2 separate regions of the Mus musculus genome follow, and region 1 is linked to region 2. The links are chromatin loops, found by intact Hi-C in ENCODE. Cell type or tissue: heart. All regions are shown on one strand. Each heading gives the region's core, and the rest is flanking DNA. Links, peaks and the distances in the headings are about the cores only.

Evidence for each region. A loop is a pair of places that touch in the nucleus more often than their neighbours do. Peaks named below come from ENCODE experiments on the same cell type or tissue, not always from the same donor. Only the 100,000 strongest peaks of a DNase experiment are listed, where the experiment ranks them.
Region 1: a loop joins it to region 2, with 2.2 times the contacts of the local background. A loop is called at or near these places in 2 of 42 quality-filtered maps.

The regions. Positions count from the first base shown.
Region 1 is chr13:28,948,084-28,964,602 of GRCm38, forward strand. It overlaps Sox4 (SRY (sex determining region Y)-box 4), which reads right to left and starts at 5,616. Exons shown (of 1, transcript NM_009238.3): 1 at 836-5,616. The coding sequence starts at 4,938. The coding sequence ends at 3,616. Gm46405 (a long non-coding RNA gene) reads right to left here and starts at 12,590. Exons shown (of 2, transcript XR_001780882.2): 1 at 10,814-12,590. It overlaps Gm52067 (a long non-coding RNA gene), which reads left to right and starts at 12,170. Exons shown (of 2, transcript XR_003950714.1): 1 at 12,170-12,245. Gm46406 (a long non-coding RNA gene) reads left to right here. Exons shown (of 2, transcript XR_001780883.1): 2 at 1-23. In heart, for the core only: CTCF peaks have their summits at 9,884 (motif pointing right) and 11,633; DNase peaks (open chromatin) are centred at 5,698, 9,908, 10,708, 11,728 and 1 weaker place; H3K4me3 peaks cover 3,850 bases; H3K27ac peaks cover 4,081 bases.
Region 2 is chr13:29,139,068-29,155,586 of GRCm38, forward strand. No RefSeq gene overlaps it. Among named protein-coding and RNA genes, the nearest start is that of A330102I10Rik, 130 kb to the left of the region's middle. In heart, for the core only: no CTCF peak of the experiment used is centred there; no DNase peak of the experiment used is centred there.

The sequences.
Region 1 (16,519 bases), core at 5,033-13,032, 190 kb before region 2:
ACACCGACTACTGTCCAGCTGCATGCAGGCTTCACTAATGCTGTGTCTGGTGCCTATAAAAATCTACACTCTCCTACTTGGCCTGTCATTCCAGTGGTGAGCAGGTAGGCTATATTTTACTCACAGTGACGCCCATGTTGGGCGGGGCATAAGATGAACAGCTTAGGGCCATAGTAACTTTGGTAGTTCTGGAAACAGAGTTTCAATCAAGTAGTCCACTCAGGCCTTAAACTCAGGATCCTTGAGCCTGGCCTGCCTCTCAAGTACTTGGATTACACCACACCCTACTGACCTTTGCATTTAAGGGGACTCCTCCACCCCACCCCAACAAAGCAAGCCTAAGTTGATTTTGGTTTTCCCATCTTGTAACTATGGAAGGCTTTTCTCCTAGAAGACCTAATAATTTAACAGGCTCATTTGTTCTTCTTGGTCTGTGCAAAACAAATCTTGGTGTGTAAAGGGGATGGTGGCTTAGAGACACAAAAGCAAAAAATACATTTAAAAAAGTTCAGCCTGCCGGCTGGATTGAGAGCAGAGAAGCCTGCCCCTCCCCCCTCTTTGCAATTTCCAGACAAAGGGTGCCTGCTGATGTACAGTAGACGCAGAGAATTCCTCGAAGGCTGGCGTGCGGAGGGAGGGTTGACACACACGTGGCCAATGCCATCACTCGGGGTCAGGCCTGCGAAATCTGGCCAAGAGGAACTTAGGGTTTGCCATTAAGATGGCTTAACTGAATCAGCACCAGCTTCCATGCCACCGCGAAGCTGCAAAGCAGCAAAGCAGCAGCCTGCAGTGAAAGGAGAGATCCCAGGAATAAGGATGACAAAAGTCAAGATTTAGGGTTCAGTTCCAGCTGATTTTATTTCCTTCTCAAAAAAAGTTATTTACAGAAGGTATATAGGAACAACCTGACAGGCAGTGACGGACAGGATTAGCTGGCATGATTTTTTTTCTTTTTCTCTTCCCCCAAATATTGTTTTTTGTTTTTTTTTTTGTTTTTTTTTTTTTGCTTTTTTTTGTGGCCTTGAATTTTAAGACAAATATTCTACACGGCATATTGCACAGGATGGATGGTTAAAAAAAAAGAAATAAAAAAAGAAAGGAAAAAAAAGAGTTTTAAAACAAAAACCCTTAACGGAACTGCCTCTTAAAAGGCAGGCGTCCTCGTGCCTGTCATGTTATATTAAACATACATACACACAATCTTTTTGCTTATTATAATACAGACTTAAATGTACAAAGATGTTTTCCACTTTTTTCAATCTTTAAACACAACAGCTATAAACCTGAACACATATGCTATCACCATGCCATAGGACTGAAACAATTATATTTAGCGACAAGTAGAAAGGATTAAATAGTCAAATACAAGAATGAAAACGCAGTACATTGTGTCGCGAACTCAAATCGGCATTTAGATAGATCCAGTGGTTTAAACGGCACGTTTTTGCTTTATAAAAAAAAGTGCAAAAAAGATGTGGTTTACAAGTTAAAGCTACAGAATCCCTTTTTGCTGTGAATGCACCAGTTTTAAAAACCTCTGGACAGAACAGCAATTCGTTAAAAAAAAAAAATTTTTTTTTTTAAAGCATTATGGTGCTGGGCTGAACTCTCCTCCCCTTATAAGACCAGGGGGTTGAAAGGTGGAAACCGGTGGCAGGTTAAGGGATACTGTCACTTTAAGAAGCCTGCAGATTGAAGTGTAAACATGGAGAAACCAGGGGCTGATTTTTCAAACTGTGTGAGATATTAACCAGCCACCCTATTATAAAATCAGGAAATCCAAACAGCGATTTACACCGATTAACACCCCCTTTATATATTTTTTACAAAAATACACTGAGAAAATAATCAAACGTTTTCATCTCTCTTGTCATTTTTTGTTTTTTAAAAGTGTCAAAAGTCTACATTTAAATATAAAAAATTAAAAGTTAAAACTCTAGCCCTTCAGTGAAGGAGACGTAAAATGGCGTGGGTAACAACACTAGAAAAAAAAAAAAAACGAAGAAAAAGAAAGAAAATAAAAAAGAAGATAAAGAAACGAGGTTAAAAGACAAGAAAGCAAATGAAAAGGGAAAAAAAGGGGGGACAAAATAAGAAAACTGTTTGGCCAGTATAAATACGTCCACATATAAAATGGCATCTGATTACATTTACAAGGGAAAAAAAAATACAAAGATGGAGAGTCCGTGAGGGGGTAAAAATAAACGGGTCTTCTCAATTACACCTATAAGGAATAAACACACACGGAGAAAAAATTTGGTCCTGAATTGTGGTTTTTCAAAAGTCCAGCACAGATTTGAGTTGCGTTTGAATCCTTTTAAAGAGTTAAAAATGAAAAGGAGCTGGTGATCGGTTCGTTGTAGGAATCAAACATAGCGCCATCTATCCGCTTTTTATATTATCCTACACTATTTTAAAAACTGCTCAACAGTCTTATACAGAAATCTTCAAAAGATAGACAGGATAACATGCTATATTAACCCCACCAGTGAAATAACTCAACACCATCACGATTCCCATTAAGAGAAGAAAAAAATCTCTTTTCCCCCCCAAACCACTCCGCGGCCCCTGGACCACATCCCACAGTCTCCTGTCCTCCCGCCGGCTCTGGGTAGCCTCACCTCTCTGATTTTTTTTTTTTTTTTAATTCTTTATTTTTGCACAGACCCCAGGCGGAGGCCCGGGAACCCCAACGCCCTCTGTGCTCCGGGTCCTTCTGCATCCCCAACCAGGTTGCTGTGGCTTCCACGAGGTCCCCATGTCCATTTCCGAGGCTGGCCTGCTACTCCCAGCACATCTCCAGCTGCAAGGACAAGGGGAAAAAAGGTGGGGGGAGGAGGAGAAAGCCCAGCCCGGGACTTCGCCAGCGTGGAGTTTCTCCATGCCAATGCTCCCCTAAGCTCAACACAAATGCCAAACGCATCACCCCAGAGCCTTCTTTCTGTCTTCATTGCAGAAAAAGAAATTTTAAGAAGGGGAAAAATACAAAGAGAATACAAAGAGGGGGTGGGTAGGAGATGGGGCACGCTGGATTTTCCCCCTCCTTTCTTGACCATGAGGCAAAATCAAACAAGAAATCACCAAGGCGAGGGGGTGGGGGTGAGGGAAAGATTCCTTCGGTCTTTAGAAGCTTTGCTTGGCTTCTTTTCTTGCTGGGGGTGCAACCAAGTCCGGAAGCTCGTTGGAAGGGTGGGGTGGGGGGGAGTCTCTTCAAGCAAAATTGGGGAGGAAACTCGAAGTAGCTTTTTTAGCCACCACCAACATCAATAACAACAACAAAAAAAGGTCGCCCCCGTCTACTCTCCGCCTCCTTCGAGTCCCCAGCCCTGAGAGTGGGGGATGGGAGCGCGGGTCCACTAACGCCCCCGCGCTCCTTCTCCAACGGCGGGACGTGTTCCAGGCCAGCTCTATGCACTTTTTCTTCCTTTTCTTTTCCCCTTTCTCCTTCTACTCTCCATCTATTCTTTTTAACTCATTTTTTTTCTGTTTCTTTCTTTCTTCTTCTTTTTAACATTTTTTTGTTTGTTTTTTTGTTTGTTTGTTTTTTGTTTTCTTTTTTCCCTCTCTCCTCTCCTGCCTCTTGGCCCACCTTCTCCCCGGCCCGCGCTCCCTTCAGTAGGTGAAGACCAGGTTAGAGATGCTGGACTCCAGCCAATCTCCCGAGATCATCTCGCTCACCTCGGGCGTGCAATAGTCCGGGAATTCGAAGTGGGAGCCTGAGCCGGGTTCGAAGTTAAAATCCAGGTCCCGATCGAGCGCCGATGAGGAGCTGAAACTGCCCAGGGACATGCTCTCAAAGTTTGAGCTGGGGTTCAGGTCGAGCAGGTCGTCTTCGAACTCGTCGTCGGACGACGAAGAGCCCGAGGAGGAGGAAGAGGACGAGGAGAGCGAGGAGGACGCGTGCGAGGGCGCGCTGGACGGGGCGGGCGAGGCTGCGCGTAGGCTGGCGTAGCCGCGGTGGTCAGCGGGCGATCGGCTGGCGGCTGGCGATGATGCTGCGCTGCTGCGGCCGCTCAGACTCCGGCCATCGGGCGAGCATCCCGGGCCTCCATCTTCGTACAACCCCAGTGGATCACTGGGGTCGGCGCTCGCTCCCAGGCCCCCGACGGGAGACGCCGAAGCGCCCAGGCTTCCAAACAGGTAGACGCGCTTCACTTTCTTGTCGGCAGGGTGTTTGGCTGGGGTGGCCAGCGCACTGGACGGCGAGGAGGAGGCGGCCGGAGTGGCCGCACTGGGAGTCCGCACCTTGTAGACGGCCGTGGGCTCCCCCAGGGGCAGCAGGGCAGCTTGCTCTGGAGAGAACGATGCAGCCGCCTTGCTGCCGCCCGCCGGGACCAGCTTAGCGTGGGGCTTGCCGACCGAGCTGCCCGCCACCTTGGGGCCACAGCTCTTCTTGGGCGCGGGCTTGGAGCTGCCGCCCGCGCCACCCCCCGCGTGGCTGCTTCCCGCGTGGCCGCTGCTGCCCGCGACCTTGTCGCCCTTCTCCCCTGGCTTGGCTGTGGCCGCCGATCCCGCGCCCGCGTTGCCCGACTTCACCTTCTTTCGCGGCCGGTACTTGTAGTCAGGGTAGTCAGCCATGTGCTTGAGGCGCAGCCGCTCCGCCTCCTGGATGAACGGAATCTTGTCGCTGTCCTTGAGCAGCTTCCAGCGTTTGCCTAGCCGCTTGGAGATCTCGGCGTTGTGCATGTCGGGCGACTGCTCCATGATCTTGCGCCGCTCGATCTGCGACCACACCATAAAGGCGTTCATGGGCCGCTTGATGTGGCCACTGGGCGTCTTGCACCAGCTGGGGTCGTCCGCCTTGCCGCCCGTCGACGCGGTGGAGCCAGGCGTCGGGGAGGACGCGATGCCCAGCTCCAGGCCGGCGCCCGAGTCCGAGCTCTCCCCGGCCAGCAGAGCCTCAGTGTTCTCCGCGTTGTTGGTCTGTTGTACCATGGCCCCGGCTTGCCGGGCGCCCACGCGCGCTCACACGCTCGCGGCGCGGTCGCCGGGCCCTGCGGGCTCCCCGGGGCGGAGACCAGGGTCCCCTGAGCGGCGCGCGGGCCAGGGGCGGCCGCCTCCCGCCGCCAACCTAGAGTCCCCGAGGCCCTCCGTCCTCCCTCACCGCTGAAGTGCTCCCTGCGGGCACCGAGGCTGGAGTCGGCCGCGGCGAGGAGTTTCTCCAAACGTTGGTAGCCGGAGTATCTTCCAAACGCAAGTTTCTCGCCGCCTCCGGGGCAAGTCTTTCCCCCACCCCTTTCCCTGAAGCAGTCGATTGCAGTTCACGAGAGCTCGCGGTAGCTCAGGAAAGCGACATCGTCTCTAGCGCCTAAGTCCCTTTCCTGCAGTGCAAAGCCAAAGCGACTCTGGCTCCGGGACTCTCTGTGGGCGGAATCGGCGCTGAGGAGTTGGTGCAATTATTTTGTTGCAAGGTAGGAAGCCAAGAAGCTTGCATGCAACAGACCGGCATGAATAAATGTATGTTTCTCCCTCCCTCCTGCAAGAAGGGGAGCTGGTTACCGGCAGAGTTCCCCCACTGCAGACTCTCTAAGAAACAGCGTGCAAGAACTGGAAACCGGGAGGGAGACGGCCCTCTTCCCCTCACTCTGTTTCTCTGGCTGCAGCTTAGAGCAGACCCCAATTCCGCCTCGCGCTTCTTTATCCTTTCTCAGACAGCCAATCAGCCGCTGTAACTAACGCTTCCTCGTGCCAAGCCCCTCCCCCGTCCTTCCCATTGGCTTGGAACCCGATGCAATAATAATCTCCGCGTGCAATGAGAAGCTCCAAATCTGACCTCATTCCAATTTACAGAGCAAACTTTTTAAAAGGGCTAGAAGTACAGCTGAGATTTCTGCTGCCTCTTTCCCCCCCACCTCCGCCTTTTGCTGGGTGCGCGCGCGTTTGCCTCTGTGTGTGTGTGTGTGTGTGTGCGCGCGCGCGCGCGCGCACGCACGCGCATGTGTGAAGAGGATGTTAATGCATGAAGTTATTAAGGGGAGAGACGGAAATGTATTCTAGCCATTATGTTAGATAACAAGGGGCTTGGAGGGGGGGTAAGGGTGAAATACTGTAAATGGAAGCTTTCTGCTTAAAAGCCGAGTGATTATTTTTATTAGTTCTTTTCAGCCCAGGAATAAAGAATCAGCCTTTGGTGCAAAATCTCTTTTCTTAGCCCCTTCTTAGAGCTAGAGATGTAAGTGGGGGGAGCCACAATAATAAATCAATGGATATTGAAAACCATTAAGAAAGTGGTACCTAGACACCTGTCATCACAATTATTTTAACAACTCTGGGTACAGAACAAACGTTGGTGTATTGTGTAAATCCCTTCAGGATGCTATCTGTGCTGTTTGTGAAAGGCAGGGTTTTTTTTTTTTTTTTCTTTCTCCCCTTTTCAGTAATTACTTACTCTTTTTGCCAAACAGAGGTTAACTAGTTATTTAATGATTTCACTTCCCCTATAAATCCTGGGTAGGCCAAACAAGATTTTCTGTGGAACGCTAAGGCAGTGGCCCATAATTACCTCAATAAGAGACTTTGTGTGATTTCTGTATAGGGCGATCATGGTGAATACAGGATGGGATTGACTTCACTTTCTAAATGTTTGTTTTCCACAATATCCAAAGGATAGATGGGTTCGCTATGTGCTCTCCTTCCCCCTCTCTTTCTTACCCATTGTCTCCCGTGTGTCTGTGCTACTTGAAGCAATTGGGCCTAAAAGACCAAGAAGAGAAAGGGGTGGCACAGGGGAGTGGGCTGCTGGACCTATCTCAAGTCCCTCTCCTGATCTTTCTTTCTGGGTCTCATTGTCCTCCTCTTCTGTGCTTTGGGAACCTTGTGAGCTTTATAGAGGGCTTGTGTTAGTGCCCGGTGAGTGTGTGATTATAAACCACGGATGTGTGTCCTGAGCCCTCTGGATTCTAACACACATTCCGAGTTCTCCCTAATGCAAATGCCACTTCTAGTAAGAGCAGCACGATGTTCGAGAGACTAAGGTGGGAGGTGGTCACCGGTGGTGAAACGTAATCGAAAGCCCCTTTGGTGGTCCCCGTTTGTTATCTCAGTACTTGGGAGGTGCCTTCAGGAAGATCAGGAGTTCAAGATCATCCGCTGATGCTTAAGAATTCCAGGACAAGCTGGGCGGTGGTGGCGCACGCCTGTAGTCCCAGCACTTGGGAGGCAGAGGCAGGCGGATTTCTGAGTTCGAGGCCAGCCTGGTCTACAAAGTGAGTTCCAGGACAGCCAGGGCTACACAGAGAAACCCTGTCTCGAAAAACCAAGGGAAAAAAAAAAAAAAAAAGAATTCCAGGACAGCTCCAGCTACCCAAGTCCTTGTCTCAAAGAGCGAACACATGCAGATAATACTTAGAATATAGAACAACTTAGTTACACAAACCACCCTTTTCCCAAGATCTGAGCATTGGGACTCTAGTGAAAACTCACCTTTAATACGATGATAAACTGATTTCCCTCAGGCTAGTAACAGAGGAGGCCAACTTAGAGCCAGCTCTTGATTGAGAGCACAGTAGTGCTGGGTGGTATATTTCCATTTACCTTGTCACACATTCAGAGTATTTAGGCTGGAAGGAGGCCGAGGGTGTCAAGAATTAGACATTTACTGGAAAGAGTACCCTATGGAGACAGCTGACTGGGTCTCTAAGATCAACTGCAGGCAAGAATGTTTTGTGGGTAAAAAGCAAGTAATTTTTTTTTTTTTTGACTATTTGCTACCCATCACAGCCCTTTTTTAATTCCCAGAGGAGGAAATCCTAAAATAGTATGCACTCCTTCAAGAAAAAAACCTCCACCAAGAAAAGTGTTTTGCAAGGCATATGTGTTTTTTTTTTTGTTTTTTTTTGTTTTTTTTTCTGATACCCACAGATGTACCTTCTTAAGATGCCATCAAAATGGCATCTGGGTTATCCTAAAAGGTCTATTGTCTACAAAATCAGTATTTTTATTATGACAAAAATAAGGAGATGTATTCCTTGTACAATCTGTATTCAACAATGTTGGATAATTTGGCAAAGATGAGTGTTGGTGTAATTGGTGGTATTTCCAGTGGTGTAAATCACCCCTCATAGTTACACTCATGCTTAATGCACATATTTAATTTAAAGAGCATATCAAAAAAGTAATTCCTGCCCTGATTTTTCTTGTTAGATGCATGTCAGAAAACCCAACAGACTTTTAAGGTGTACTGTAATAGTATATGCCATCAAAGGACAAAAGGCCTTTAAGGAAAAGGGGATAAACCATTTTAAGTTAATTTTTGTATGCGAGTCCACTGCTTGGCACTGTGCATAGATGGAGGTCAGAGGACATCTTGTGCGGCCAGTGCTCTCTTTCCACTATCCAGGTACTGGGGATTGAACTCACATTGCCAGGTTTGGCCTAGAGAGGCCTGTACCGGCTGAGCCAACTCACGAGCTGCTAAAGGTCCTCCTTGTCCCCCTGACTATGAGATGCACCCCCTGTGTCTATGTTTCTCTTAGACCTGGTAAAATATGTGTTGGTAGCATCCGTTGACCTAGTTACACCATTGTACAATGTAATCCTGTAGAGTATATACCTGACAGTTTGGAGTTATTGAAGTGTGACTGTTTTTGTTCTTAGAGCATGGAAACATGTGACAAAAGATGTGACAAATAGCTTTTGATTAAAGTACATATACACCAGAATGCACTGGACTTAATACCAAATCATGATATTAAGATTTCTGGGTCTCATTACCTAATGCCCTAAGCTTTGTAATCAGTTCTCCATCAGAGACCTCCCCGTTCCCCCCAGATACTAGCTATTTGGTGGCCCCTAGTAAGTCAGTGCTCAGTGCTCTTTCCCTCCGCTCCCCTTGTAGTTCTATGAACAGAGAGCCAGGATTGTTTTGCAAACAAGTCCTGCCTTAGAATCATCAACTAATGGTCTTTATTGGAAATGATATTAGATCTTTCACGTCTTGAATTAAGGCAGATATTTATTTTATTCCATTAAATGCAATCCATTCGACATGAGAGGGTAATAACTGCTAATGTGCTTCTCCTGCCCCTACACACCTGCACAACATAAAACCTCACATCTACAGAATGGTATGGATGGGGTATGGATGAAGGTTTACCTCGACTTCTTAATGTGTCCCGATAGCATAGAGGGAGGAAAACCTGCATGGAAATTAGTTTCACGAGTCTGGCTTGGCACTATTTTCCAAGAATCGTGCTTTGCTTTGGCTGTAGAAACTGAGTGTGTGAGCCCCTCTGGCTTTGAACATTCAGTTCAAATAAACAGAGGTGGAGGACGCCTTCTTGTTAATTTCGTTGACTGGAAGTGCTCTGGGAAACTGAATGCCATCAGCCCTGTTTTCAGGTCAACCCTTCACTGGGGCTGATTTTGCTCCCCACCCCCCAACCCCTTGCACTACTCCATTCTTGGTGCTGAGGAAGTTGTATTGAAACTGGACTAGGAAAGGGGGGCTGTATTGAAACAGTATTTTTTAGGTTTTGGTTGTGAGCCTTAGCCTTTATCAAGGGCTGAGTTATCTCTCCAGACCAGTGTGTTGAATTCTTATTCGAAAAATATTAAGCAGGATAAATGAAAGCTGTCGTTCATATTCACTGTTAGACTACACAGAGATAAGAAACATATATTTCTAATAATTTCACCACTTTCTCACCCCTCATAACCAGCAGGCTCAAGTCAGCTCTTTATACCCATGCCGTTCAACGCCAACGCATTTCCCTCTTACTCTTGAGAACAAGCAGAAAACAAGTGTGTCTGCACGGGCCACATAGATAGGAAGCATTAACTGGAGCTTCTGCCCTTTCCCCAGATAGAGGCCTGGCACACCCTTCAAGATCTGTGGAACTGGTGCGTGCAGACAGCTCCTCCCAGTCCGGGAGAGGCAGCCGCCAGGTGGCAGCGCTGAGCCTGCCTGAGCATGCAGCGACGTGGGAAAACGTGGGGGAAGATCCAACCGTCCCTTCCTGGTCTCCTGAACCAGTGAACCCCCAACACTTCTCCGGGTTTCAAGGACCGGTGGGTGTGCTGGTGAATTCTGGGCATCCCCCCATTCCCCGTAAGACAAAGTTTAGGGTAACCGATTGCTGCTCCCTGTTTGCTCGTCCGACCTCTCCAGCCCACCTCCCACCCCCCACCCCCTCAACCCCCATGGCTGGGGAAGCCGAGACGCCCCTTTCGGATCTGGTAACCTCACTCGGGAGGTCACGGGTCATCTCCCTCGGGCGGGTAGGAGCGAGAATGCGGTTTCTCCGCCAGCTGCGCGCTCTGCTTCGGCGGCGGCAGAAACACACGGTGCATGACCACAGGAGTCCCAAAGGCCAACCCTGCTCCTGAAAAGAAATGGTTTCCGTAGCCCGGCACGCCCGCCCCGTGGAGCTCAGCAACAGGGGTCCTGCCCAAGCTCGCCTAGGACTCCCGGTGCACCGGCCTCGCCTTGCCTCTCTGTGACTCTTACTGGGAGGAGCTAAATTGCAATCGACTCCGGTGGTGCTTTTCGGAGGAAAGTCTTTCCTACTGTAAACGTGGCTCGGGCGACGCTCGCAGCGGCGTTTCACCACTGCCTTCTGAGGAGGTTTACGGTCAGGAATGGGCTGGTGACGCCCCCCGCCCCCCCCACCTATTCCAGTTCCCGGGCCTCCTTGCAAGTGGCAGCTGGAGCAGCCACTCCAGGAGGGGGGATCTCGCCCAGTCCCTCCCCCTACGCACCCCTCCCCCGATTCCAGCCTGGACCTAGCCGCTGGGGCCCAGTTCCGCCACTGACCGGAACCGACAGCCATTTGGTTCCCTGGGTGCACTCGGGTGCCCAGCAGCCCCTTACCCTCTGTGAGCCTCTCCTGGACTAAATAGCGTGCCATCTGCATCGGTCTGGGACTCACGCTTCAGCTCTCACTGTGACTGCGGGAGGGGCAGTGCACGCACAGCGGCCAGGGCTTCTTCCCAGGGGCAGAACGAAGGAACCAGATAGTTCCCCACCTCCAGGCTCTAGCCTGATCAGGAAGATTGAGGTGTTTGTGTGTCCACAGAGGACCTCGAAGGCGCCCCAAAGCCCTTGCCGAGGGCGACGGGGGGAGGGTGGATAAAGGAAAGGCTGAGCGCACTTTCCTCCTTGCAGCCCCCACCCCGCAAACGGTACTCGGAATCGGAATAGAGCATCCTCTTCCCAGCCCAGCACCCCCAAACCATCTCTCAGTGGATTCCTTGTCCTCGAGACCACAGACACGTAAAAGCAATTACAGTTTGGAGTCCCAGGAGGCAAGCAAATGATTACGATTATGGAAAAAAAAAAAGCCGCCTAGAGTTCCCCAAATATTAGGGAACGAGGAGAGCCACCTTGAAGGCTAAGAGACGGGCGGGGACCAAGGGCATCCCGCTGGAGAGTGGTCCATGTAAGCCACGAAGTGTCAGAAAAGAGAATAGGGAGGGGAGCAAGTGCGAAGGCGTGTGTGCTGCTGCAGAGGGGCGAGCAGGCGATTGGGGTGGCTGCCAAGTGATGGGAGTCAGAGGAGGGGAGGAACGTGCTCGCCACGAGCAGCTGGCCCGGTGGCGGGTTCTGCCTGGCACTAGGGTTCCTTTTTTCCCAGCCTTTCACCTTCGGCTAACCGCGCGTGCGGACAGCACCGAGACACACATTGCGCTGGGGGCGCTCGCGGGCATAGGATGGGTGGGGTGCGGCAAGGACCAAAGAGCCCTGTGCCTCACACAGCGCAGGGCGCGCTGCACACCTGGCACCGGAGACTCACCATCTGTTCAGAGCTGCCTCCTGGGCCCAGGGGTGTGGCCAGGAAAGATAAGAGTACCCGTGGCAGCGACGACTCCACACCAACTGCCACTTCAACTGCCAATCAACGTAGTGAGTGCCCTACTGTGTGTCCCCCGCTCAGCTTAAGAGCCTTCGGTTGCAGTTCTCAGGAACTGCAAGCTACCAGAAAACCTTGTATATGCTGTAAAATAAATTCATACTGAACTGCCAGCAAAGCAGCTTTTGTAAAGAGGCAAATTTGAAGGCAAGAGGAGGGAGGTGTCTGGCCGAGTAACTGGAGACTAGTAGCTTATGATTTTTTTTTTTAAAAGAAGTCCTTGAAGCACAAGACTCTGTGGGCTGTTTGTCCCACACAGCCCAAGTGAAAAATAATTTCAAATGGTTTACACACCTAAATCTCAGCACTTGGTTGAGGCAAGAGCTTGTGGAAACACAAGTTGAAGGACAGCCTGGACTTACAGAAGCAGACTGCTTTAAGTTAGTTCCATAAGTAAGTTGATTTGGCTTGTCGGGACAAATAAATGAAGGCTCATCCTTACAACACTCAAATTTAACTCAATTTCACAAACATCATCTGAAATATCACTGTGTTGTACAAATGTCGAGTCACTTGTTTTTTTAAAGACAAGTTTGAATGCAACCCAGGCTGGCTTTGAACTATCTGAGCAGTTAGAATGACTTAGAACTCTGGATTCTTTTACCTCCTGCTTCTAAGAGCTGGCATTAAAGACTTGCTTGTGCCACCATGCATTGTGTAATGTAACCTTAAATGAAAGAAAATTTGTGTGTGACATTACCTACTATATATGTATTTTAAAAATCGACATCATTCCCAATGTACCATGTGTTAAAATCTATATAGTGTATAATACAAACCATACAATTTAAATATGCACGGTGCTAGGCTTGATGGCTCATGCATATAGTCCTAGCATCTGGGAGGTTGAAGTATGGCAAGCACTGAGTTGGAGGCCAGCCTGGGCTATATAATGAGTTCAAGGCCAGCCTAAGTTATCTAGCTTAGATCCTATCTCGAAACAAAAAGTCCAGCCAACCAACCACACAGACCATCAAGGCAACTGGGCCATCAGTTGAGTGGGTAAAATCATTTGCTACAACAAGGTTAATGACTTGAGTTTACTCCCCAGGACCTACATAAGAGAGCTAGATGTAGGTACCTGTCATCTCAGCACTCGAAAGTTAGACAGGAGGCAGGGACAGGCAACTCCTGAAAGGCTGTGAGCTGGTGGCAGAGACTCCTAGTGGCTGTGAGCTGGTGGTAGAGACAGGAGACTCCTGAGTGGTTGTGAGCTATCTAACCTGTGATAGTAAGCACAGCAGGAAAACTAACAGAGACCCTTTGTGAGAGCTGTCTCCCTAATGTTTTCTTCTGACTGTCATGCCTACACCAGTGGCACACATGCCAACACATGTGCGCGCGCGCGCGCGCACACACACACACACACACACACAAAGCAAGTGAAAAAAAAAAACACATAGTAAGGTTATATCTTACTGGGACACCCAAACTGTTCACAGATTCCAAATTTGTCCTTCCAGATTTGAAATTTGCACTATAGTTACCAGGCAAGTGCCAATCAGTGAGAATTCTGCCGATATTTGGGGTTTCCTTGTTGGCAGCCAGTGTGTTGGGAGTCTTGATAATCCAACCTCCTGGCAATGGTACCTCCGTGTAAGACTTTTCTACCCCTTACTCTCTGGATTTGGTCACTAACTTCCTTTGACCATTGGCATATTAGTGAGTTGCTATAAGGAATTTTGCTCCTGATTATGGAGGCTGATAATTCCTAAGACATACTGTCATAGTTAGGGTCTCTTGCTGTGATGAAACACCATGACCAAAAAACAAGTTGGGGAGGAGGACAGGGTTTATTCAGCTTATACTTCCACATTGCTGTTCATCATCAAAGAAAGTCAGGACAGGAAGGAACTCAAAGCAGGGCAGGAACCTGGAGGCAGGAGCTGATGCAGAGGCCGTGGAGGGGTGCTGCTTACTGGCTTGCTCCTCAATGATTGCTCAGCCTGCTTTCTTTATAGAGCCCAGAATCCAGGGATGGCACCACCCACAATGGGCTGGGCCCGGCCACATCAATCACAATTTAAGAAAATGCTTTGCAGCCGGATCTTATGGAGGCATTTTCTCAATTAAGGTTCCCTCCTTTCAGATAATTCTAGTTGTCTGTCAGGTTGACACAAGATTAGCCAGCACACATGCACTTTGTAGACTTATGACACAGGAGGACCAATGACATAGTTCTAATTAAAAAGCAAGGGAAAAACAACATCCAATCTACAAGATGGTTGGACAAGGGAAGTTACGTCTTGTAGATATGGGAGAGGATCAGATATTTAATTCTTTTCTGTCTTTTAACCCACTTTAGGGAGGGCTGTGGGGAATTGCAGGCTGGTCTCCGGTCGAGCTGAGGTCTGAACCCTGATGGTCATAATTTACCTTCATGACACAGTAGGCGTTCCCTCATGCTCCTGGAGCTCTGGCCCCTGCCTAAGTTACCACCTCCCACAGCCTCCACAAGAGAAGCATGGTCAGTAGTCACATAAGCAATGTCCCAAGATTCTGACCTTCAGGTTAAACTCCTCCCCAGTTACCTAGCAGCAGTAAAGACCATAAAAAGGGCTGTTCAGCCCCCACCTCTCTCTCTTACTCTTATGCTCTTACTTCTTACCCTTCACTCTCTCCCCCCTCTCCCCTCTCTTTGTCTTCTCTCTTCTCTTTCTTTTCCTTGTCTTCTTCTCTCCTCCTCTCCCTCCTCCTCTCCCTCCTCCTCTCCCTCCTCCTCCTCCTCCTCTTCTTCTTCTTCTTCTTCTTCTTCTTCTTCTTCTTCTTCTTCTTCTTCTTCCTCTTCCTCTTCCTCTTCCTCCCTCTCTCTCTCTCTCTCTCTCTCTCTCTCTCTCTCTCTCTCTCCTTTTCTACCTTCTCTCTTTCTCCCTGCATTTCTATAATAAAGCTCTTAAACCATAGAGAGTCTCTGCTCCATTAAGACTCTGGTCAGTGTTGGGAACCTCTTCCCTATTCCCTCTCTCCTATAACCCCGGGACGACAGGGTGTCACCTCAGGGTCCCCAGTTGGGGGCTGCCCCTTGTCCACCCCCCGCCGAGTGGGGTCAGAGGCTTAGATGTCCACCTGGGGCTGAGTGGAAAGTGTCTGGCAGTTCTGCCTGCGTCTGCCTGCTCAGAGCACAGGAACTCTGGCTGGATGTTGGACCCCTTTTTTTGTTCCCAACAGAGGGCAGTCTGTTTTACTCAACCTATAGACTGAAATATTAAACTCAACCCAAAATATGCTCATAGATACTTCTAGAATGTTCCAACAAATATTTGGGTACCTAATGGCCCAGTGAAACTGGCAAAGTTAACCATCACAGTTACCAATAGTCCCATCTTAGAGACATAGCTGTACTTAAGGATGGCTTTTGTGTTTTGGCTGAAGAAGTAGCTAGCCAGAGAAGGTATGTTAACAGAAAAATGAGAGTGCCCTGGGCCCTCTTTTCTTTTTCATACTGTATATACGAAAATGTAATGTTTTAAAGTTTCTTTCTTTTTATTTATTTATATTCCAGCTGTTGTCTTCTCCCCCACCCCTTCTTAAGTTTTACCCCTCAAACATTTTTAAAAATAATTGTTTATTTATTTGTTTTATGTATATCAGTACACTGTAGTTGTCTTCACACACACCAGAAGAAGATATTGGATCCCACTGCAAATGGTTGTGAGCCATCATACAGTTGCTGGGAATTGAACTCAGGACTTCTGGAAGAGCAGTCAGTGCTCTTAACGGCTGAGTCATCTCTCCAGCCCCACCCCTCAAACCCTTAAAACACAAAACTCAAATAATTAAATTTACCCCATTAGAATAAAATATATAATATGTAAGTAAAAATATGCAGTATCCAAGAAAGTATTCTGTTGAGCTATTAAGCATTATGGCTGCTGGTGAAGTTTGAGTGTGAGTGTGAGTATGTGTGTTTGTGTATGTGTGCATGTGAGTGAGTGTGTGTGTATGTGTGAGTGTGTGTGAGAGTGTATGTGTTTATGTGAGTGAGTGTGTGTTTGTGTGTGTGTGTGTGTGTGTGTGTGGGTGGGTGTAACCAGGCATGAAGCTGATATTGGGTGTCTAGCTAGCTAGCTTGTTCCATGGATCTCCTGTCACTGCCTGCCAAGCCCTGGAATTATGGAATTACAAGTGGTTACCATGCCTGTGTGGTTTTACATAGGTACTGGAGATCTGAACTGGTCTTCACACTTGTGCACACGGCAAATGCTTTATCCACCTAGTCAACATTCATTTTGCTTTGCCTATATGTGCAAGTAGTTTTGAACATTCACATAAGGAATCAGGGGAGAGGGGAGGAGAAGTCACTCTGAGAAAGGATGGTTTTACTCAACCTATAGACTGAAATATTAAACTCAACCCAAAATATGCTCATAGATACTTCCAGAATGTTCCAACAAATTCTCAACAAACTCTCAGTGAAGCAGTGTGGAATGATAAATGAGAAGGTTAATCTTTGCTACCCTCTTTTAGCATGCTGCTTTAATTTCTTGGGACTGGAAAGTCCCTGATATTAACAAACAAGATAGTATCACAAAGATTACTTAGAGCTTAAGGTATGTTATAGCTTAACTCAGAATAGATACAGCTTTCTTTTTCATGTATGTGCCTCAAGGGGAAATAAGGTGGGAGAAAATTACTTCCTAAGGAAACTTCACCACCTATAATTGAAG
Region 2 (16,519 bases), core at 4,746-12,745:
TAAAATCACATATTTGACCCTCACACATTGATATTAGGAGACTTCAATAACCCACTCTAAACAGTACACATGACATTACCGACAAAAAACAAAGAAATGCTGGAGCTAAATGATGTCATAAACTAGATGTGGCTAAAAAATATTTACAGAACATTTTACCTAAACACCAAAGAAAATGCCTTCTTCTCAGCATCTCATGGAACTTTGTTCAAAATTAACACATACTCAGACTCTAAGAAAATATCAGCAGATACAAGAAACTTGCAATAACACCTGTCTTAGTTAGGGTTTCTATTGCTGTGAGGAAATACCATGACCGTAAAAGCAAGTTGGGTGGCCTATCTGGATGTCTGCATTGAGAAGAATGCAAATAAGTCCATATTTATCACCCTGTACAAAACCAAGTAGATCAAAGACATTAACATAAAACTGGAAACACTAAATCTAATAGAAGAGAAAGTGAGGAATAACCTTGAATGCCTTGGCGTAGGAGACAACTTACTGAACAAAACACCAAAGGCTGTTGATTAAAATCAACAATTAATAAATGGGACCTTATAAAACGGAAAAGCTTCTGTAAGGCAAAAGACACAGTCAATAGGATAAAATGGCAGCCCACAGATTGGGAAAAGATCTTCACCAACCTTACATTTGACAGAGGGCTAATATTCAAAATATATAAAGAACTCAAAAAAAAACTAGATATCAACAAACCAAATAATCCAATTAAAAATTGGGGTATGAATCTAAACAGAGACTTCTCAACAGAAGAATCTCAAATGGCTGAAAAACACTTAAAGAAATGTTCAACATCCTTAGCTATTAGGGAAATGTAAATCAAAACAACTTTGAGATTCCATCTTACACCTGTCAGAATGGCTAAGATCAAAAACACAAGTGACAGAGCATGCTGATGAGGATGTGGAACAAGGGGAACACTCCTCCATTGCTGGTGGGAGTGCAAACTTGTAAAGCCACTTTGGAAATCAAGCTGGTGGTTTCTCAGAAAATTGCAAATAGACCTAATCTAAGACTCAGCTATACACACTCCTGGGCATATACCCAAAAGATGCTCCACCAAACCACACAGAAACATGTTCTACTATGTTCGTGACAGCCTTATTCATAATAGCTAGAAACTGGGAACAACCCAGATGTCCCTCAACATTGGACAGAGCTCAAGGATTCTTGTGAAAGAGTTGGGGGAAGGATTGACGGACTGAGATGGGATGGAAGGAATAGTATCTCCACAGGAAGACCAACAGGGTCAACTAATCTAGACCCTTGGGGACTCCAAGAGACTGAACCACCAACCAAAGAACATACATGGGCTAGACCTTGCTCCTGCCCTTCTGCAAATTATGTAGCAGATGTGCAGCTGGTCTTTATGTGGACCCCCCAACAGCTGGAGTGGGGCAGGGGAGGGGGACCATCCCTGAATCTGTTGCCTCCTTTAGGTCCTGTTCCCCTAACTAGGCTGTCTTGACTGGCCTCAGTGGGAGAGGATGTGCTCAGTCCTGTAGTGACTTGATGCACCAGGGTGGTCTGTTTGGGCAGGGGTAGTGAGGGAGGACTCTCCCTTCTTGGAGGAGAAGAAGAAAAAAGAAAAGCAAAAAAGAAAAAAGTTGGGAGGGGGAGGAGGCTGGAAGGAGAGGAGCAGCTGCAATCTGGATGTAAACTGAATAAATAATGGAGGAAAAACCAAAACAAAACACCCCACCCCCCAATAAAAGCAAATTGGGGAGGAAAGTGTTTATTCAGCGGCTTACACTTTCAGATCACAGTTCATCTTTGGAGGAAGTCAGGACAGGAACTCATGCAGGGCAGGAACCTGGAGGCAGGAGCTGATGCAGAGGCCATGGAGGGTGCTGCTTCCTGGCTCGTTCAGCTTGCCTTCTTGTAGAAGCCAGTACTACCACCCTAGGAGTGGCTCCACCCACAGTGGGCTGGGTTCTCCCTCAGTTTGATCTTTGAGAAAATGCCCTACAGCTGGAGGTATTTGCCCAACAGAGGCTCCTTTCTGAGATGACTCCAGTCTGTGTCAAGTTGACACATAAAAACCAGCCAGTACAATTGACCCCTTATCAACTTGACACACAAACATATCACTAATAAGCCACAACCCTTACTTTCTTATTCATCCCCAAGATCTACATAGCTTTAAAAGTCCCCCAGTCTTTATGAATTCAAACACATTAAAGTTTTAGTCCCTTTAAAATAGCCAATCTTTTTTAAAATCCAAAATTTGTTTATTATCCAAAGTCTCTTACCTGTGGGCTCCAGTAAAATACTTTACTTCAAGAGGACAAAAAAATCAAGGCACATTCATAATCAAACTCTAACTGTCCAATGTGTGGGATCCACTCACAATCTTCTGTACTCCTTCAAAGGCCTTGGGTCACTCATCTAGCTCTGCCCTCTGTAGCACATACAGCTTGTCTTCTAGTCCAGCTCCATTCCACTGCTGCTGCTGTTCTAAGTGGTTATCCCATGGTATTGGCATCTACAAAATGCTTTTCTTTTGAGGCAACTGGGCTGCACTCTCACCCATAGCCTCTTCATAGGCTTTCTTCCTGATGCCAAGCCTCAACTTCTTTGCATGACCCCTTTAGTCCTAGGCCTTCTGCCACTGAGGCTAAACCTGTACAGATGGCCTCTCCTGGTCTCTCACGCTGCCTGGCTGCTTTCCATGACCCCATAATTCCTTCAAAACCAGTATCATCTGAGTGACTCTTACATATTACCAAGTACAGCTGCCAGCATGGTACAACCCTGGCTGCCTCTGGAGCACAGATTCATTATGCTCCCAGAAAACACTTCCCAGAAGATTTCACCTTAGTGATGCTGGTCTTTTAATCACCACTAATCTTAGCTCTAGCTAGTCAGCATCATCAATTGTCCCAGAAATGTAAAGTTTTTGCTTTAGTAGTTTAGGTATCTTGTTAATCACAGCTGATTCTTCAACCCCAGCTAACTAGAATCACAGAATCTTAAATCAAAATAGCAAATAGCCTGGTAGAATATTTAGTCTCCCATCTGAATTTTCACAAGCCAGGTCTTCTGCACTGCTCTCAACATTCTTATCTTCCAAGCTCCTACAGAACATCCCACTGCGCTCTTAACATCCAATGACTCTTCTAGCCCAAAGTTCCAAAGTCCTTTCACAGTCCCCCTAAAAACATGGCCAGGGCTGTTGCAGCAAAAGCCCATATGTTGGTACCAATTTGTCCTATTTAGGGTTTCTATTGCTGTGATGAAACACTATGACCAAAGAGCAAGTTGAGAAGAAAAGAGTTCATTTGGCAGCTTACAACTTCAGATCCTAGTTCATCATTGAAGGAAGTCAGGACAGGAACATAAGCAGGACTAGAATCTGGAGGCAGGAGCTGATGTAGTGACTGTAGAGAGTGCTAGCTTTTCCTGGCTTGCTCAGTCAGCATTCTTATAGAACCCAGTACTACCAGCCCAGGGTTGGTACCACCCACAATGGGTTGGTCCTTCCTCCACTGATCACTAATTGAGAAAATGTCCTACAGCTGGACCTCATGGAGGCATTCCCGAAAGGATGGATCATCTTTTGAGTATATGCCCAGGAGTGGTATAGCTGGATCAATTTCCAAATTTCTGAGAAACTACCAGCTTGATTTCCAAAGTGGCTTTACAAGTTTGCACTCCCACCAGCAATGGAGGAGTGTTTCCTTTGTTCCACATCCTCACCAGAATGATCTGTCACTTGTGGTTTTGATCTTAGCCATCCTGACAGGTGTAAGATAGAATCTCAAAGTTGTTTTGATTTGCATTTCCCTAATGGCTAAGGATGTTGTTGAACATTTCTTTAAGTGTTTTTCAGCCATTTGAGATTCTTCTGTTGAGAAGTCTCTGGGTAGATTCATACCCCAATTTTTAATTGGATTATTTGGTTTGTTGATGTCTAGTTTTTTTTTGAGTTCTTTATATATTTTGTATATTAGCCCTCTCTCAGAGGTGGAGTTTGTAAAAAATCTTTTTCAGTCTGTGGGTTGCCATTTTGTCCCATTGTTCTTTGCTGTTTTCTGAGGGGAGACAGGTGGAATGGATCTGGGAAGAGTGGAGGTGGGGAGGAGAGATTTGGGGGATGGGAACTGGAAGGATCAGGTGGGAAGGATGGACGAAGAGAATACTAGGAATGAGGACTGAAATTGGGGTGGTGACTGGACAATTGGAACTTCAGGGGTGAGGTAGAAAGCTAGTATAGTGGAAACGTCATAGAATCTACAAAAGTAATCTCAGCAAAAATTCCTGAACCAGCCATCGTCTGTAACCAGGCAAGGCCACAAGTGGAGGAACTGGGACATCAACCTAGCTACAGTTTGTCCTGCCTGCAGAGTGTTCTTGGATGGGAGCCTAACATAGTTGTCATCAGAGAGACCAGAGAGACTTCATCTAGCAACTGATGGGAGAAGATGCAGAATCCCACAGCCAAACATTAGGTGGAGCTCAGGGAGTACTGAAGGAGAGAGGAAGGATGGGAGGAACCAGACGGGTGTGGGACACCGTGAGAATACCACCCTCAGTGTCAAATGACTGGGACTCACAGGGGCCTGCAGAGATCAAGGAGCCTGCAGGGGTCTGACCTAGGTCCTCTGCATATGTGTGATAACTGTATAGCTTGGTGTTCTTATGGGATTCCTAACAGTGAGAGCGGGAGGCCTATCGCTGACTCCTTTGTCTCCTTGTGAGACCCTTTTCTTCCTATTGGCTTGTCTTCTTCAGCCTTGATGTAGAAGAATGCAAACAGGTCTATACTTACCACCTAACACAAAATGCAAGTCCAAATGGATCCATGATCTCAACATAAAACCAGATACACCGAGCCTGCTGTAAGTGAAAGTGGGGAATAGTCTTGAACTCACTGGCACAGGAAATGACATCTTGAACAGAACACCGGTAGCACAGACAGTATGAACAATGATTCATAAAGGGGACCCATGAAACCGGAAACTTCTGCACCACATAGGACACCATCATTTAGACAAAGTGGTAAGTGAACCTACATAATGGGAAAAGATTTCTACTGACTATACATTAGATAGCGGGATAGTGTCCAAAATATATAAAGAGCTAAGACAAACTAAACAAAGAAACAAACAAGCAAGCCAACAACCAAAACACCCAAAGATCAAGACAACCTAATTAAAAATTGGATACAGATCTAGACAGAGAATTCTCAAAACAGGAAATTCAAATGCCTAAGTATCACTTAGAAAAATATTCAGCACCCTTAGTCATCAGTAAAACGCAAGTCAAACAAAACTACTTTGAGACTTCATTTACATCCATCAGAATTGCTAAGATCAATAAAACAGAAAATAGCTCATGCTGGCGAAGATGTAGAGTAAGGTGAGCACTCACTCCTTGCTGGTTAGCACACATAGCTGTATTTATATAGCCACTATGGAAGTCAGGGTGTCAGTTCATCACAAAGATTGGAATCGATCTACCCCAAGATTCGGTTCTATGGTTTTTGAGCATGTACTCAAAGGAGTCTTCATCCTATTACAGAGACTCTTGCTCAACCATGCTCATTGCTGCTCTCTATTCATAATGGCCAGAAATGGAAAAAGAAAACAAAACCAAAACTAGATGTCTTTCAGTGGATGAATGGATAAAGAAATGTGATACATTTATACAATGAAATAGTACTTGTCATTAAAAGAATGAAACCGTGAAATTTGCATGTAAATAGATAGAACTGTAAAAAAAAAAAAAAAACCATCCTGAGTGAGGTAACTCAGACCCACGAAGACAAATATGGTGTACATTCACTTCTATGTGGATGTCAGTCTTTAAGTCATTGACAAACAAGCTATAATCCATACAACCACAAATGTTAAGAGACTGATTAAGAGACTGGGGTGTAGAGATGGCTCTCCCTAAGAAGGAGAAGTAGAATAAATAGTTATGGATGAACAAGATAGGGGCTGGAATCAGAAGCTCAAAGGAGGGGATGAAGGAAGGAGATGAGGGGGGGATATGGAAAAGGACAGTTAAAATTAAGCGCCATTTGAGGGGTCACATGGAAATTTAATACAGTAGAATTCATAACATGTGTGTGTGTGTGTGTGTGTGTGTGTGTGTGTGTGTGTGTGTGTGTATGAAGGTGATCTAGATGAAATTGCCCAATAATGGAGGAGATGGAGCACCAATTGGACATCTCTTGTCACCATATCAAGCTACTAGTACTGGGGATGAGTTATATCTAGTACTGGGGATGAGTTATATCTAGTAAAGTTGTTGGCCAAACCACCCAAGGCATTGCAAAGGCACTAATCAGTAGCTCTCCACAAACTAACACGATGCCCTGTTGCTGAAGACCACACCTATAGAACCCATAAAACAGAGAAGTTGAGCTGGTGCCTCTCCTCTATAGAGGCTTAACCTCTTTGGACCAGTATTCATTGTATTGGAAGGTACTCAGCATGTTACCAAAGGAGAAACATGGAAAACAACCCAGCTATAAACTCTTTGATGTACAACAGTGACTGGCCTGCAAGATACACAAATCTTGTGGGAATAATCAACCAATATCTGATCTGAGTTAAGGCCTACTCCATGAGATGGATCCCATACCTGACACTACTTGGGTGGCCAAGAACCTGAAATTAGAGAGACCAGGGACCTAGGGAAAAACCAAAAACTAGTTTTCTGCTAAACGAGCAATGCAGTAAAATGACTACTAACAACATTCTATACTCATAGATCAAGGTCTTTCTCAGCCATCATCAGAGATGATTCCCGCAGCAATGGGAACAAATACAGAAACCCACTGCTAGACAATGGTCAGAGAGTAGTAGACCTTGGAACACTGAGCCCTAAATGGGATGTCTCCACCAAATCCCTCCCCTCAGGGCTCAGGGAACTTGCAAAAGAGCCATAGGGAATGGAGGACACCAAAGAAGGCTTTCTAACTGCAACAGGGCTGCCACACATAGGAACTCACAGACTGAGGTAGCAAAACAGGGCCTGCATGTGTCTGCAGGAAGACCCTAGAGCTGAAAGGGGAAGTGGACACACACACACAGACAGAAGTGTGTGCGCTTATACCTAACCCAGAAGCTATTGCAATTAGCATATATAAAATGAGTTTTCTCCAAGGGAGTCTCACTGGGGAAACAAGCCACTCTTGAGGGTAGGCCTCATTCCCAGCAGTAGATAGCCAACATAAAACTCACTCAAGGCATCTTCGGAGATTCTTTATCTTATCATTGACTCAGGGAGAGTTTTTGGTTTTTATTGTTGTTTGTTTTTCCTTCTTTTGCACATATATTATGGTTTTGAGTTTGGGGGGTTTTATGGATTTCTTGGTTTGCACACATGTGTGTCTCTATGTATTCTTTGTGGCTCTTTTTCTTGTCTTGTTCTGTCATGTTCTGATTTGCTTGTTTTTCATTTATCTTATTTCATTTACTTCTTAAATGCCTATTTTTAAAACTTTTTAAAGATTTATTTATTTATTGTGTATACAGCAACCTCTTGCACATATGCCTAAGGACCAGAAGATTGCACCAGATGTTATTAAAGATGGTTATGAGCCACCATGTGATTGCTGGGAATTGAACTCAGGACCTCTGGAAGAGCAGCCAGTGCCCTTAACCTCTGAGCCATCTCTCCAGCCCCACCTATTTGTTTTCTATCCAGAGATAGAAAGGGAGTGGATCTGGATGGAAGTGGAAGTGAGGAGGAATGGGAGGAGCAGAAGGAGAGGAACTGTAGTCAGAATATATTGTATGAAAAAAATCTATTTTCAATTTTAAAAATTGCCCCCTGCTTTGGGAGCCATATGAGGGCATCTGATTCCCTGGACTTGAAGTTACAAATGGTTGTTAGCCACTAGATAGGTGCTGAGAATTGGAACTAGGTCTTTTGGAAGAGTAGCCAGTGCTCTTAACTACCAGTCACCTTTCCAGCCCCTTGTCCTGGTTTTTTTTTTTTTTTTTTTTTGTTTTTTTTTTTTTTGTTTTTTTTTTAAGATTTATTTATTTATTTATTTATTTATTTATTTATTTATTTATTTATTATATGTAAGTACACTGTAGCTGTCTTCAGATGCACCAGAAGAGGGCATCAGACCTCATTACAGATGGTTGTGAGCCACCATGTGGTTGCTGGGATTTGAACTTCGGACCTTCGGAAGAGCAGTCGGGTGCTCTTACCCACTGAGCCATCTCACCAGCCCATGTCCTGGTTTTTAATAGCTAAGATCCAGAAGCTTGGAAATCTATAGAAAGTATGATAGCATTCAAAACATGATGCACTAAAAAGTAATAATAATAATAAAAACAAGAGAGCCATATGTGCGTGTGCGGATAAGTCTCGTGTGATGGGGTTGTGAAGGCAGGATGATGCTCTATATGCTGGCAGGCCCTCAGCACCATCAGCATCCAAGCAATTGCTCATAGGTTTCTTTGCAGGCACTAGACAGAACCAAGTACTTTCTTCAATTTATCTTAAATCGTGAAAATTCAGAAGTGAAGTTTTATTATAATAATTTTATGACTGAGGAAACAGGTTTAGATAATTTTGGCTCTGATGAGTAACGGCTTGGCATATGAATCTAGGCCAGGGCCACACACTATGATAACTCCCCAAAGCTATGCCATATATTCTTTACAGAGTCATCTTTCCTAACATGGTAGGAAGTCACAGGCAGAAAGATACACTAATTTCAGTGGAGTGATTCCCTCTGAGGGGGAGGGAGAGGAAGGACGAAGGAGAGCAAGCATACTGTCTGGAGTGGCATCTCATTGAGAGCTTTGGAAAACAGCGGTGGCTAAATGACCACGCAGCATCAGAATGCCGGTGGATGGAGCATCTATTACATAAGTCTCTGTAGTTTCCTACACAGGGAAATAAATAAGACGTGACAAAGTTTCAGTGTCTCTCTTTTCTTGATGAGACATGGGTGGGAGACCAGTGAACGATGTCATTGTTTTGAAAAAGACTCTATTGAAATGATGGTGAGATGGCCCAGCAGCAGAGAGCATTTTTCATAGCCCTGATTACTTGAATTCAATTCCTAGGACCCCGTGCTAGAAGAAAATATATGAGTCTTGCAGGTTGACCTCCAACTTCCATATACATGTGTGTGTGTGAGTGTATAGATATAGATATATAGATATATAGATGATAGATAGGTAGATATGGATATAGTCTATGTGGATATTGTATACATATTGCTCCATTACTATAAAATATGCTCACACACACTATATATTTTTTCAAGGCAATTAACATATAAAGAGAAAAGGTTTAGAAGTCCTAGTCAGAATTTAGGCAACCCCATTGCTTTGGGCCTTATGGGGACCCCAGACAGAATGGCAGGGACTTAATGGCAAAGGTAACCACTTAGATCATGAACCAGGAAGGAGACAGAAAAGAAAAAGCAGAGAGAGAGGAATGCCCAGAATTTACCCTGCAAGCCATGCTGCTAAGTGTTCCCTTCTTTCCTTTCTCTTCATTTTGTATAGAGTCCCCTTCTGTCCTTGTCTCTGATATCTGGTGAAGTCAACCAACCTGGACATCATACAGAGCAAACTGAGGCTTAAATGAGGCAAAGAGGACTTTGGTCACATACAGCACCTTGTAGAGGAAGGGTTCATTGTGGCTAATGGCTTCAGGGTTCCGTCTACCACGGTGGGAAGGCTTGATAGCAGGGACAGGAGGCTGCTTGCTCAGAGTTAGGCGAATGACGGATGAGGCAGAGACTGGACGGGAACATCGGTGACTCACTTCCTCCGGCTTGGCACTACCTCTAGTAGTTCTAAAACCTACCAAAGCAGCTGACAACCAAGTATCCACAACTCACAGCCTGGAGGTAATGCTTCACACTCCAGCTGCAGTACCCTGCACGCTGCTGAGCCTGGCCCGAGTTAGTACAGGCCACTGCCACTTTCTGTGGCTCTGTCCTGCAGTCTTCAACTCAGATTGTGTTTTAATCTAGTGTTGGTTTGTTTGACTGAGTATAGTGTCTCATATTTGCTTTTCTTAATTAATTAACTAATTAGCTAATTAATTAATTAAGAACACCTGTCTCTTTATATAGCCCTGTGTCACTCTGTAGACTCTGTAGACTAGGCTGGGCTCTAACTCACAGAGATCAGACTGCCTCTGCCTCCGGAGAGGTGTGTGCTACACACCCACCTAATTTATTTCTAGATACACCTAGTTTCTGCAAAACGAGATTTCATTTGTTTCCCCTTCACCATTCTAAGCCCAACTAAGTGCCTCCAGCTTGGTTTGTGTCATCTCTCATTTGTTACCGCTAATCAGTTTTTTCCCCCAAGGGTGTCCTAAGATCCTTGGTGGAAACATACAGGGTCTCTGTCCTCTTCATTCTCATGTAGGCTTTTCAATACACCATCTAGATCCTCCCTGGTCGCTCCTAAGAACTAGAGGAGATAACCATTCTAACTTACAATGAGCTATCCAATTATAGCAGCCTTCCCTCCCCGCTCCCTGGCCACCAGAGACAGGTGGCTTTGCCCTTGATCAACCAACAACTGGAAACGAGCCATGGTGCCCTCGTGGAGGAAAAGGGAAGGCGTGCAGGCCTGTTCCCGCTGGAGTGAGTCCTCTGCTTCATTCTCAACAGCTTCTCCAGGTCTGGTATGGTTGTCCACAGCATTAGGAAGGGCTTGTGGTGGTCCTAAGAGAGACCAACTCTGCAGAGACAATGACTGAGCAATGGCTGGGGACACTGGGGAAGAATCAGGGAAGGCCAAAGTCAAAGATCACTAGTGACATCCTTTTTGCTTCAGGCCCTGTGTGAGCAGGACAATCCCAACACTGTGTCCTTTTGGGCTCTGTCACTCATAGCCCAGCTTTCTGGTAATGGATAGGATTGGATCTCACTTAGCACACTGGTCAGGGAGGGAGCAGCTCAGGGGTGATGTCCCAGGGGAAAGATCAGCTGTTTGAGCTCCCAAGGCTAGACTGTGCAGACAGTCTCAGAATGGAACCCCAAAGAGTCAAACTGTCACATAGCATGCCGTTTGTGGGTCTAGGATTCAGGATTTCCGATCTTGAGCTAGATTTCTTTGGTAATCACTCTCTGCCCAGTCAACTGGGCTTTTTAGAGCAGAGCTGAGGACCCAGATACCTCTTCTCATGTAAAGTAAAGGAAAAGGCACACGGCGTTTCAAGTCGTCAGCGCTGTGGCAGTGATCGGGACACTCTGTACTGGACTTTGAGATTCCTTCGTCAGCCTTTTCCCCTTAATGCCTCCAGCATGTCTTTCTCAGTATCGAACAAACAGCGGTTCTGCCGATGTCATGGATTTTGTCAATAGGAACTGAGACCGCCCCAGCTTTTTTTCTCATCGCTAACAGCTTTCTTAATTAACCTACTGAGAGAGTCAACAGCACAGTTCACTCTTCACTGTTTGCTCTCCAGCCTCGGCAGAGTCACCATGCTCTTTGAGAAGTACAGAACACTCGCCTGAGGTTGTTTTCCAAAAGGAACCAGGGTGGGCGGGGGAGGGGGTAAAACCCTCCCCACCACAGTATATTTGACTTAATTGCTAAAACTTCCTTCTGATTGTTTTGCCGGGAGTAATAGCCCTTCCTTAACTAATAACTTTAATTATAGCAACCACAAGTTATAAAAATGTACCCTTTCTCTTCACTTGGCTTGTTCCAGTAAACTTCTAAGGATGAAACCAAGAATCAGCAATTCAGCCTCTGGGATGACAGTAGATGAGAGGTAGGTCCTGAGCCACCAGTCGTGAGCTTCAAGCTTCCTCAGCCTGAGGGGTTGAAATCTTTCTCCTGGGATTTATTTCTAAAGTTGCCCAACACACAGGATGATTAAAAGCAAAACCAGGCTCCTGATAGCCAAAGAAAGTGACAAAGGTTCATTTGGGAGGCTGAGGCAGGTGGATTTCCTATGAGTTTGAGCTCATCCTGGCCTACATAGTGAGTGAGGTCTACACAGTGAAACCCACTCTCAAAATTAAAAAAAAAAAAAAAAAAGAAAGAAAAGAAAAGAAAAGAAAAGAAAAGAAAAGAAAAGGCAAACCCAAGAATGAATCAAAAGAAAGAACAAAGTGGAAGATTCTTCCTTTTCAGATTTAAGGCGGAAATGTAGATTTCTTAGTAAAACCAAAATCCTTCCATTTCCAAGGTTGACCAGAAATATGTAGCAATTGTAATATGTCTGTCTATCTATCTATCTATCTATCTATCTATCTATCTACACACACACACACACACACACACACACACACACATAGACAGAGACAGACAGAGACACAGAGTAACACACAGAGAGACACAGGGAAAGACACACAGAGAGAAACAGAGAGAGACAAAGACAGAGACAGAGATCACTTGGTAAAGTACCTGGCATACAAGCACAAAGACAGCTGTTGGATCCCTGGATAGATGTGGTGGTGCCCGCTAGGAATCTCAGTGCTAAAGATTCAGAGATGGGCAGATCCCTGTGACTCACTGACCAGCAACTTAGTCTAGTTGATGAGTTCCAGACCAGTCAAAATCTTTGTCTCAGAAAACAATGACGGTGTCTTCAGAAGAATAATACCTGGGGGTGTCTACATGCATGCACACACATATAGGTGCACCACCACCTTCATATATATTCCTCTAAACATCAGAATTTATCCAGATCTGGACCATCCTCTGGCTCCATCCCCACAACATTTCCACTTAATTGGGAAGAGAAGAAAATGTTCTCGCATTGCAGGCATTACATCAGTATTTCTGGTAAGGAATGAATATTGGTTGACAGTCACTCTGAGCTCAGTGAGAGCAAGAAATTACGTTTGTGCCCTACATCGACTACATCACTGGCAGTCAGTGAGGCTCCTTCTTATCTGTTACCCAGGCTTGTTTTCACCATGCTGCCTTGCAAAAGCTACTTTCTCTTTGAAATTTTGGATTCTACTCGCTCCAGGGATGTTGTGGGATCAATTGCCACCCAGTCCTCCTTGGTAGTAGCCAATGGTTGACCTTCTTCTTATCACTCAGGACAGAGAAAACAGAAAGGATTCTTTACTGAGCATGGTGATCATATATGGATGGGGATCACTGAGTAGTCAGGAGTGACTGATACTAATCCTTTGGGTCTTAAAGACAGAAGCCTTCCCTCTCCACAGACAACAGACATTGCCCCTGACAACGGATCATCTGAATCCCTGGATCCTGAATATTACATCTGACCAGAAACTGTATCTGTCTAATGGAACGATGACAGTGGAGGATTTGCTTCTGAGAGCAACAGTTCCTTGTTTTTGCTTTTGTGTCTTCTCATCTATTTACAATCGGAATTTTATAATTTATAGTTTTTAGTGAACATAGTTTGAATGAAACTGCTCACCCTGGAGGCAGGAAATGTTGAAATCGTCCTCTAGACTACTCAGTGGAGGACTGGAGTGGATGATTGTAGTAGTCTGTTCTTTAGTGTGATAACAAAATATCTTAGACTGGGTATTTATTGATTGAAGAGTTTTTCATATATATTATACAATATATACAGTTTTCCCTCCCTCATCTCTTCCAAGATCTCCCCCACCTCCCCACCCTTCCAACTCCATGCCTTTTTTTTTCTCTTTTTAGAAAACAAATAGACAAATTAAAAATCAAACAAGGCAGAATAAAACAAAATAAGCAAATAAAAAAGAAAAGAAAAAGCATAAGAAACTATACATATTCAGAGACAGTCTCTCTCTTTTTCTCTCTCTCATGCATGCGCGCGAGTGCGAGTACACACACACACACACACACACACACACACAACATACAACCCATAAAAACACAAAATTGGAAACCATAATATATAAGCAAAAGGTAAAAAATGCCCAAATAAAGCATTATGAGACTAATGTGCCATTTAGGCCATTTGAGTTGGCCATCTCCTGCTGGGCATGGGGTCTGTCCTTAACTGTAGTTTGCATCGCCCACAAGAATCCATTGGAGAAAGCTAATTTTTCCTTTGTGAGTGGTTGACACTTGGCAATAGCTTCTGGGTTAAGGATGAGAGCCTATATCTGCTTTCCTTTTCAGTACTGGGTCTTTTCATCTGGCTTGGACTTGTGCAGGTCCTGTGTGTGCTGTGTCATCTCTGTGAATTCGTATGTGTGTCACTAATGTGTGTTTAGAAGGTCGTTAGCATCCTGAGTATCAGCCCCTCCGGTTCTTCCAGTCTTTCTGCCTCCTTTCCCACATAACCCTGAAGGGGAGGCATTTGATGAAGACATTCCTCTTAGGACTGAGTGTTCCAAGGCCGTTCCCTCTCAGCACATTGTCCTGTTGTGGGTCTCTGTATTAGATCCCATTTACTGCAGGAGGCTGATGACAGCTCAGCATAAGATGCTGATTTATGAGTTGTTTGGAGTCATTTCATTGCTACATCCCCTTAGCAGAAAAACATAGAATTTTACCCCTTAGGTCCATGGCCTATCTAGATTCAAGAACCTTTTTGGCTACTCAAGTTGTATCAAGCATAGGTTCCATGTCATGGAGTGAGTCTTACATCCAATCAGATATCGGTTGGTTACACCCACAAGCTGTGTGCCACCATTACAACAGCACAGGCTGGGTACATAAAGAGATTCTTTACCCTAACATTTTGAAAACGCCAGGAGTGGACACCAGAATCATCTCAGCTCTGAAAAGGACCTCATGGTAGATGACATCACCATGACAGGAGTGTATTGACGTAAAATAAATCACGTGATAAGAGAGGAAGGCAAGGCAAAGGAAGATGCCTAGCTTTCTCAGCTCCACACATGCTGTGTGATGATAGTCTCATCCCAGCCATCCTCTGAGATGGCTGACTGGATAGAAAGATCGGAGGGGATAGATAGATCCTAGGCACACAGTCTTCTCTTAAGAACTAACTCAGGTCCCTGTGAAATCTTCCTTAATCGAGTCTGAGCGCAGCATTCTCAGTTCCCTTCAGAGGAAGTCTGTAAATACAATACCAACTCCACTTGGAGGGACAGAAACTGACCACGGAATAAGATGTGGTCAAATCTATAAATCCCCCAGACAGAGGCTAGGACAGGCCTGGGGGGGGGGGGGTGGGGAGAATTGAGAAGCAAGCACTGTAGGCCGGGGATACGTGTCAGCACCCTCCTCCCTCCTCTGAAGGCCCACTGAGTCTAGAAATTTGGGCAGCAATGACTTCATCCCAGAAGAGGTGTGTTCCGAACTGAGTGGGAGTGGGCAGGAAGGCAGTGGTGAGTGTGCTAGCTGTCACTCAGGAGTTAGTACACTCATCAGAAGAGCAGGGGTTTTTTCCTCTAAGGGTGTTTATTGACAGCACTAATAATCTAGATAAGTTAGAGAGGGATTTGATACCCTGTCCATCTCTGGATGCTCAGGCTGAGTTTACTTTAAAAAACAACCAATAGGGGTGAGGGTGGGGGAATCACAGCCTTTCATTTGTATCCAGTATAGGACAGTAGTCACTTGGGGAAGTGGAAACTAGAAGTCCTCACAGAGATCATTTTATCCTGATTTTGCAGAGAGGAAGCTATCAAGTCCATAGTCACTTGCTCCTTTCAGAAATCCAGCATAATGGGGCATTACACAGAAGAAGGCAGGACTGAGAGTCAATCCAGTATCCTTCCCACTGTCAAAACTTACAACTTCCCCCAAATGTAACTTTCCTCCCAACATTAAAGAGTTTAAGGTATAGAAATGGTTGTGGGGATGTCGCTCTGTTGGTAGAATGCTTGCTTAGCAAGAATGAAACCCTGGGTTTAGTCCCCAGCTCAGGGTAAACCCAGTGTGCTAACATGTATCTATAGTCCCAGCTCTTGGGTAGTGGAGGCAGGAAGGTTACAAGTTCAAGGTCATTCACACCTACATAGTGAATTTGAGGTCCATCTGGGCCACAGGAGACACTGTCTCAAGGGAAAAAAAATTGAAGCAGGGGACAGACTAGTCCCTAAATGGAAATTCAAAGACTAAAGCCTGAATTTCTGTGTCACATGTTGGACATTGTTATTAGGCCTCTTTTAATTGCTAGGGGGAGCCTAAGAGGATTTTTGCTAAGGTCCCTCATTCCACAAGTAAATCTCTAGTATTTTTTTTAAAATAACAAATATCTTCTGTATTTCACACAGTCCCATTCAGAAGTTCAAATGAATCTTCAGCTGTAATTCTTTTTCTTATTTCATGAGACAGTCTGTATACATTAAAATGAAGCAGACACAAAGAAGCAAAAGAGATTGGGGCTAAGCATGTGATAGCACAGGCTAAGAAATGCTGGGAATGGCCTCCTCTGTGCATCAAGAAGAAATGAGGCCATCAAGCTGCCTCACAGGCCTTTGCATCCCCCAGCCTCCAGAACAAATATAACCTCATGCTGGTCTTCACAGGCTAGGTCAGCAGGGTTCCACCCAAATTCAGAGCTGGAAGCCACTGCTAGGCTGGCTCCATTCCCAGGAGGCCAGGGGACATGAGAACCAGTATTTCACTCCCTTATGGCTAGGAAACCAACATGTCACATCCTGACT